Linked DNA regions of Homo sapiens: regions 1 and 3 are each linked to region 2. Evidence: chromatin contacts called from ENCODE Hi-C or POLR2A ChIA-PET data. All regions are on one chromosome and are shown on one strand. Each heading gives the region's core, a stretch centred on a gene start or an enhancer-like site at or near the end of the contact. The rest is flanking DNA. Distances are from core to core; before and after follow the strand shown. Region 1 holds the start of LINC02594 (long intergenic non-protein coding RNA 2594). Region 2 has its middle 33 kb from the start of MEOX1. Region 3 has its middle 46 kb from the start of ETV4.

Region 1 (2,700 bases), core at 181-2,680, 36 kb before region 2:
ATAGAAGGTATCTGGGGGCTGGGATGAGCCGTCTTCACCTACATTGTGCTGTGTCCTGCCCAGTGGTTCAGCATAGTTAAGGACAAGCTATTCCTCACATGCATCACCCTTTATAGTCAGCCAGCTCTGTTCTCAGATGCAGTTCATTTATCCTCCTAACCGCCAGGTGAGGCCGGAACTGTCAACTCCATTTTGCCAGTGAGAAAAATGAAGCTCAGAGAAGGGTGTGATTTGCCTGAGACCACACAGCCGGTAACAGGCAAGGTCACACCTTGAACCCGTGTCTTCTGCCTCCAGGTCCAGGGCCTTGCCCTGACACCCTGCCTCTCCAAGCACAAGGGGGTGGGGTGGCCACAAACAGAAGCAGCCCTGTCCTGCCAAGTACACGCCTGCCTGCCACGCACAATGGGAGACATTCCGCAAGTTCCACGTGATGGCTCAGGTGTGGCCAGGCTGAAAGCCCTCCTGGGCCCCCCCACGCCCCTGGGGGACCTCCTCGTGACTCACACTTTTCCTCTTCCTCCCCTTATTCTCCCCAACAATCAGAAACCGGGGTCCCCTCCCTTCCTGAAAACAGAGCTCTCCTCATGAGGCCACAGGGCTTTTTCGACACACAGCTCCTTCCATCCATCTCTGTCTCTGGCCCTGTGGGGCCTTGACAGGGAAACGCTGACTTTGAGGAGGTTAAAGGTGCTGGTGCCCGGCCTTCATCTAACAAATGGGTTGCCGTGAGGGGAGGAACTGTTGTTGTTTTTTCCTGGCCTCAGAAGAGGGGCCTGTCAGGAAGATGTAGGGGCCAGCAGCCCCCGGCCGCGCCCCGCAAGGTGGCTGACAGACGCCAGCAGCTGCCGGGGGCTCCGGGGTGCCAGAGGCCTGTGTTCTCAGGGCAAAGCACCCCACCGCGCCCCCTCCCCATGGCCCTCCTGACCTCCCCACCCACCCCACCATGACCCAGGGCCCACCCCGTCCAGGGGCAAAGGGCCAGGCGCTGGGCCTCCCTGCCATGAGGTCCCTGGGCCAGATGCAGAGGTGGAGCAGGAATCCGGTTACAGCCTGCGGCCAGCCCAGGGGAAGGTTTTCCTAGGGAAGCTGACAAGCCAGATCTTCCTCCCAGCCTCCCACGGATTCCTTCCAGAACCCCCACAGCACAGCGTGCCCCCCACAAAGGACCTCACAAGGCTGTTTCTGTAGAATTTCCTCAGAACTCCCCATTCCCAGGTTCACCCTTTGGGATCATCGAGGTTAACCAGAAATAGATGTGCTAGGAAGGGAGCCACATTTGTCCATTACTTACTCTGCCTTTTGCATAAAGGATTTCTTTCTTTATTTCTTTTTCTTTTTCTTTTTTTTTTTTTTTGAGACAGTGTCTCACTCTGTCGCCCAGGCCGGAGTGCAGTTGTACAATCTTGGCTTACCGCAACCTCTCTGCTTCCCAGGCTCAAGCGATTCTCCTGCCCTCAGCCTCCCGAGTAGCTGGGATTACAGGCATGTGCCACCACACCCAGCTAATTTTTGTATTTCTTTTTTTTTTTTTTTTTGAGATGGAGTCTCGCTCTGTCACCCAGGCTGGAGTGCAGTGACGTGATCTCGGTGCACTGCAAGCTCTGCTTCCCGGGTTCACACCATTCTCCTGCTTCAGCCTCCCAAGTAGCTGGGACTACAGGCGCCCGCCACCACGCCCGCCTTTTTTTTTTTTTTTTTGTATTTCTAGTAGAGACGGGGTTTCACTGTGTTAGCCAGGATGGTCTCGATCTCCTGACCGCATGATCCACCCGCCTCGGCCTCCCAAAGTGGTGGGATTACAGGCGTGAGCCACCGCGCCCGGCCTAATTTTTGTATTTCTATTAGAGACGGGGTTTTACCATGTTGGCCGGGCTGGTCTTGAACTCCTGGCCTCAAATGATCTGCCTGCCTCAGCCTTCCAAAGTGCTGGGATTATAGGTCTGAGCCACCGTGCCTGGCCTACATAAAGGATTTCATTGAAGATTTGCAAATGTCTGTGGGCTGGGCTGCCTCAATTTGAATCCTGGGTCCGCCGCTTCCCTGCTGTGTGGCCTTGTGCAGGTTACACAGTCTATCTGTGCATCAGAGTCTTCTGCTGAAAAACGGAGCTGATAAAAAAAAAAGAGAGAGAGAGAAACGGAGCTGATGAGAATGACTGTTGCCTCAGAAGGCTTTTGTGGGAATCCGTGGGGGTAAAAATGTGTAAGGTGCAAAGTGCCTTACACAGATCCCACTCTGACTGTCATCTCAGATGAGGAAACAGAAGTTCAGAGAGATGGCCAGGCATGGTGGCTCATGCCTGTAATCCCAGCACTTTGGGAGGCCGAGGCGGGCGGATCACGAGGTCAGGAGATTGAGACCATCCTGGCTAACACGGTGAAACCCCGTCTCTACTAAAAAATACAAAAAATTAGCCGGGCGTGGTGGCGGGTGCTTGTAGTCCCAGCTACTCGGGAGGCTGAGGCAAGAGAATGGCGTGAGCCCGGGAGGCGGAGCTTGCAGTGAGCTGAGATCATGCCACTGCACTCCAGCCTGGGCGACAGAACGAGACTCCATCTCAAAAAGAAAAAAAAAAAAAAGAAGTTCAGAGAGATAAGGTGACTTGTTCCAGGGCACACAGCCAGGAAGTGGCAGACCTGGGGCTTGAACTCAGACCCGTCTAACCTCAAACCCCATGCCTCCTCCTCTGCATCTGGC
Region 2 (2,700 bases), core at 159-2,658:
TTGTTTCTGAGCCTCACTTTCCTCACCTGAAGTGGGACTTCATCCATGGCTCTGAGCTGTTGTGAAGTTTAAATAAGCTAACACACATGGAAGAGCCCAGCCCCGAACCTGGAGCTCAGTTAGTGAACAGGGAGAGTGGGCTGCCTTTCCCTTGCCTTTACTGGGGAAGAAGTGATATATGAGAGATAGATTAGTGAGTCCAGGGGAAGAGGTAGGCAAGACCTCACTGGCTCTGGAAACCAAGGACCAGATAAAAGGAGTGAAGTTTCGGCTGGGCTGAGGCAGGAGAATGGCGTGAACCTGGGAGGCCAAGCATGCAGTGAGCCAATATTGCTCCACTGCACTCCAGCCTGGGTGACAGAGCAAGACTCCACTTAAAAAAAAAAAAGGAGTGAAGTTTCAGTGAAATGAGGCTAGAAAAGATGGCAGGGAAGACTTTCAACAAATGGGCTGTGAGTCACTAGGAAAGGTAGAGAATAGGTGTTTCCCCCCACCAGAGAATTTTTTTTTTTTTTTGAGATGGAGTCTTCCTCTGTCACCCAGGCTGGAGTGCAGTGGCGCGATCTCGACTCACGGCAACCTCAGCCTCCCGGGTTCACACCATTCTCCTGCCTCAGCCTTCCAAGTACAGGAGCCCGCCACCACGCCCGGCTAATTTTTTGTATTTTTTATTAGAGACAGGGTTTCACCATGTTAGCCAGGATGGTGTTGATCTCCTGACCTCCTGATCCACCCACTTCGGCCTCCCAAAGTGCTGGGATTACAGGCATGAGCCACCGCGCCCAGCCTTTTTTTTTTTTTTTTTTTTTTTGAGACAGAGTCTCACTCTGTCACCCAGGCTGGAGTGCAGTGGCACAATCTCGGCTCACTGCAACCTCCGCCTCCTGGGTTCAAGCAATTCTCCTGCCTCAGCCTCCAAAGTAGCTGGGATTACCGGTGCCCACCACCACACCTAGCTAATTTTTGTATTTTTAGTAGAGATGGGGTATCACCATGTTGTCCAGGCTGGTCTCAAACTTCTGACCTCAGGCAATCTGCCTGCCTCAGCCTCCCAAAGTGCTGGGATTACATGTGTGAGCCACCGTGCCCGGCCAAAGGAATCTTAAGATCAAACACCACTATGTAGCAGAGTTGATAGGCCCTTGGAGACCCTCCCATCCAGCTCCTTGCACTCATGGGGAAACTGAGGCCCAGAGAGAAGGGACTAGTTCAGCAAGGACCTAAGCCTAGGGAGATAAGCTGCTCTTATCAGTTGGAGTTCAGAAGAGGGACAGGAGGGAGGGCTAGACCAAAGACAGCAGCCAAAGTCTGGGCTCCTGCCCTCTGTCCAGGGCTTGATGTCCTCACGACGGGTCCGACCTGCCAGCAGAAGCCAGCTGGCCAGCACTGAAGGTCTCTATCTGTCTAGACTGCTCGCTGGCCCATCCTGCCGAGAAACCCAACTCAAAGGGGGGCTGGGACAGGCGGAGTGGCCTTGGAGGTCCCCGACAGCTCCGGAAGTCTGAGCAGAGAGTCTCTGGAAGACTGAGAGGTGTTGTCTCTGCAGAAAAGCCGTTGGACATTTCCGTGTGACGGTGACACAAACCATTCCTTCCTCCATAATCACCCCTTGCTACAGTGCTGGCTCAGGGCAGACAGCCTGCCGTGCATGGACTTTATTTTCAAAACCCTCTTACTTCTTCTTCTTTTTTTTTTTTAATATCCCTGTGAATGCCTGAACTCCCAGGCAGAGGGAAGCACTCAAGCCTGTCCTTGAGTGTGCTAGTGGTGATGTGATGTCCCAGACGGGACCCTCCGAGCTCTGCGGCAGGAACAAACCCCCTGCTGATGTAATTTAAAAGAATAACCTCCCAATTTTCTCATCTCCCTTTGCTGGATACACCTTATCAAATGACAGGAGAAGCCAATGTTTGGTTAAATGGTTCAGAGGTTAATACTCAACAGATGGGAGAATTTTTTTCCTTTTTCTTTTTTTTTTCTCCTTTCCAGGAGATCTGGTCTGCTCCTCTTGCTTACAACAGGCTTAGGTAGTGGAGGGTGGAGGAGAGATGGGGGGAGGGGGCAGGGGGCATTCTTCCCATCGTGCCCGTTTCTCTCCAGTTACCACTGTCCTCAGGGTCTCAAGCTGTGTCCTCAGCCTTCACAGGACCGTGCTAATAGGCAGGGCCAGCCAGAGCTGCTTGCATTTGGGAAGGTAGAACCTGTCCACCCTGTGAGGGTACCTAAGTACATCAGGCCGTCTGCTGGCATTGGGCAACGTGCAAAAGGGCAGAATAAAGGGAAGGAAACCAATACAAGTGAAAATCTCAAAATTATCTCTCCATGCATTGGGCAAATTATTGAGTCTCCCTGAAACTCAGTTTCTCTTTTTTTTCTTTTTTTTTTCCCCCTTTTGAGACAGGGTCTCACTCTGTCACCCAGGCTGGAATGCAGTAACACGATCTTGGCTCACTGCAACCTCTGCCTCCCGGGTTCAAGTGATTCTCATGCTTCAGCCTCCTAAGTAGCTGGGATTACAGGCATGAGCCACCATGCCCAGCTAATTTTTTGTATTTTCAGTAGAGATGGGGCTTCACCATGTTGCCCAAGCTGATCCTGAACTCCTAGCCTCAGGTGATCTACCCGCCTCAGCCTCCCAAAGTGCTGAGATTACAGGCGTGAGCCACCGCGCCCAACCAGTTTCTTTATTCATAAAATGAG
Region 3 (2,700 bases), core at 95-2,594, 37 kb after region 2:
CAGCTACTTTTTTGTATTTTTAGTAGAGATGGGATTTCACCATGTTGGCCAGGCTGGTCTTGAACTCCTGACCTTAGGTGATCCACCAGCCTCGGCCTCCCCAAGCGCTGGGATTACAGGCGCGAGCCACCACGCCCAGCAAGTACTTTTTTTTTAAATTTAATTTTGTTGTTGTTGTTGAGATGGAGTCTCACTCTGTCACCCAGGCTGGAATGCATTGGCGCAATCTCGGCTCACTGCAACCTCCACCTTCTGTGTTCAAGCGATTCTCCTGCCTCGGCCTCCCGAGTAGCTGGGATTACAGGCATGCACCACTGTGCCCAGCTAATTTTTGTATTTTTAGTAAAGATGTGGTTTCACCATGTTGGCCAGACTGGTCTCGAACTCCTGAGCTCAAGTGATCCGCCTGCCTCCGTCTTCCAAAGTACCAAGACTACAGGCATGAGCCACTGCTCCCAGCCAAGAAAACAGTACTTAACCCTGAATGGAGTGATCAGGAAATGCTTCCTGAAGGAAGAAACTCCTGAGGTGAATCTTCCAGAAGGAGCCTGATGAAGAGGTAAAAAGATGCCCCAGGTGAATGAAGCTGTGTATGCAAGAGCACGGAGGGTAAGGAGTTTGCAAAGAACCACAGGGGTGGGTGGTGGGTTGGCAGCCAAGTGGCTAGAGATGGGGAGAGTGGCTGGGAAGAGACATCGGGAATCAGAGATTTCAGTTTCTGAGTGAAGGAAGGCGAGAGAGTGTGGGTGTGCCGTAGACCCCATTGCAGTAAACAGCCTCGCCTAAACCAGGCAGGGCAGATACCCCAGGCCTCCCCTGGGGCCTAGAAGCCTCCCCATCTCACTCTGCAACTCCTCGGGTTAACCAAAGCAGCATGACCTCATGTGTTATGGCTGCAAAGGCGCGGGGGAGGCCATATCCGGTGTTTGTATTGAAATTAATTGGGGGCTCCTTGGATGATGGAGGCTTTGAGGAATGCACAGGCCCCCGCATATGATCCTGTGAACAATGGTGTCACTTCAGACCACCGAGGCCCCCAGCGGCCCGCATCTGCACGTCCACAGCCCTTCTCGATGAAATAATAATCATAGACAGATATGAATATTTACAATACGAAGCAGCAACTTGCGATGGGGAGAACTCAGGCAAGCACCCCAGAGCTATTTTTAGCCTTGGAAACGGAGCCCCATTTTACCAGGGCAGCAGCGTGTCGATCAGGAAAATCAGGAAAATCCCACCGCTCCCCGCCAAGCCCTGATTTATGATGATTCAGAGGGGAGATGCTGCCAGGAATGGGCCGGGGCCAGGAAAATTTCATCTGTCTGGAATCCGACAGGAAAAAAGAGGCCTGGAAATTTCAGAGGAAGCTGGGATCTGCGCCGGTTACAGCGCCTCTGTGTTCGCTCAGCTGGCTCCTGTTAGCCAGTGAAGGGTCCGCTGAGGAAAAGCGTCAGGCCAGGTTTTTCCATCATTCCAGAACCTTGAGCCTGATCCCCAGGCAGCCGCTGCTCCTGCGACCTCCGACCCCAAACAACAGGAGCCTTCACCAGGTTTCCCCCAGCCCCCCAGCCCTAGGCTATATCTTAAATCAACATCTTTGTTTTTTTGTCTTTTCCCTTACCACAAAAAATGATAGCAAAGTGATTCTATCTTTTTAGCTATTTGTTTAACCAGACATTTAGCACACTTAAGAAGCAGGGTTCAATATGAAAACCAATTAATGCAATTTAGTTTTAATTTCCTCCCCTGAAATGGCCCAGCTCTCCCAAGGTGGCCTTCTCACCCTCCTCTCTGGTGCTGGGGCACCAGGAACCCCTAGCCTCCAAACCTGATGCTACAAGCTCTAAAATGAGGCCAGAGATTAGGATTTTGCTCAAAATCTTGCTGGCAGATCCTAAAGGGGCAAACAAGATGGTGATGGAGTTCAGGACATGCTACCCCAAAATACAGCACCTCGGCAAAAGCAGCAGAAGGAGGAAGATCTCTCTGACTTGCTGCTACTATTCTCCCCTGAAGCAGATCATGAAAGAATTTTCTGTCTTTCTTCTAAAGTAGGTCATAAGACCCTCATTCCAGAGGGGTCCTCCCTATATCCAGAGGAAAGGAATGAAGAAGCAGAGAAGAATCTGAAGAAACAGGCCTTGCTAAGCTCCCCCAAGTTGATTACTATTAGATCATACCCCCTTTCTTCCATCATATTTCTTCTTCTTTTTTTTTTTTGAGATGGAGTCTCGCTCTGTCTCCCAGGCTGGAGTGCAGTAGTGTGTTCTCCGCTCACTGCAACCTCTACCTCCTGGGTTCCAGCAATTCTCCTGTCTCAGCCTCCCGAGTAGCTGGGATTACAGGCGTGCGCTACCATGCCCAGCTAATTGTTTGTATTTTTAGTAGAGACGGGGTTTCATCCTGTTGGCCAGGCTGGTGTTGAACTCCTGACCTCAAGTGATCCACCCGCCTCGGCCTCCCAAAGTGCTGGGATTACAGGCGTGAGCCACCACGCCTGGCCTCGTCCATCATGTTTCTACACAACGCTCTACTCCTCATTAAACCTAAGCATAAAATATACACAGTATTCCCTATTTCCCTGGGTCTTCATCTCCCATGTCACGGAAACTTATTATATAAATGTGTATGCTTTTCTCTTGTTAATCTATCTTTTGTTATAGGGATCTCAAGCCATGAACTTTGTGACAGATAAGGAAA

The links. A loop is a pair of places that touch in the nucleus more often than their neighbours do. ChIA-PET counts read pairs that join two places held with the same protein, here RNA polymerase II (POLR2A). Pooled maps may share reads with other maps.
Region 1: a loop to region 2 is called in a map of Panc1, with 4 times the contacts of the local background. The contact joins the promoter of LINC02594 here to the enhancer-like site in region 2. A Hi-C loop is called at or near these places in 5 of 168 maps with a recorded cell type or tissue (Caco-2, HepG2, Panc1 and 2 more) and 1 of 50 pooled maps. POLR2A ChIA-PET finds 5 or more read pairs at or near these places in 5 of 52 experiments (HepG2, MCF 10A, PC-9 and 2 more).
Region 3: a loop to region 2 is called in a map of heart left ventricle, with 2.8 times the contacts of the local background. The contact joins two enhancer-like sites. A Hi-C loop is called at or near these places in 9 of 168 maps with a recorded cell type or tissue (Caco-2, HepG2, IMR-90 and 5 more) and 5 of 50 pooled maps. POLR2A ChIA-PET finds 5 or more read pairs at or near these places in 8 of 52 experiments (A549, Caco-2, HEK293 and 5 more).

What each region holds. Positions count from the first base shown.
Region 1 is chr17:43,663,594-43,666,293 of GRCh38, reverse strand. It overlaps LINC02594 (long intergenic non-protein coding RNA 2594), which reads right to left and starts at 1,430. Exons shown (of 4, transcript NR_184089.1): 1 at 1,295-1,430. RefSeq lists an enhancer at 123-648.
Region 2 is chr17:43,627,234-43,629,933 of GRCh38, reverse strand. No RefSeq gene overlaps it. Among named protein-coding and RNA genes, the nearest start is that of MEOX1, 33 kb to the left of the region's middle. RefSeq lists an enhancer at 1,440-1,941. Within about 2 kb of position 1,408, at least 3 of the 41 ENCODE cell types and tissues checked have a DNase peak (open chromatin) inside an H3K27ac peak, as active enhancers do; they include heart left ventricle and heart right ventricle, where a contact is called at or near this core.
Region 3 is chr17:43,590,580-43,593,279 of GRCh38, reverse strand. No RefSeq gene overlaps it. Among named protein-coding and RNA genes, the nearest start is that of ETV4, 46 kb to the right of the region's middle. RefSeq lists an enhancer at 598-1,097. Within about 2 kb of position 1,344, at least 21 of the 41 ENCODE cell types and tissues checked have a DNase peak (open chromatin) inside an H3K27ac peak, as active enhancers do; they include heart left ventricle and heart right ventricle, where a contact is called at or near this core.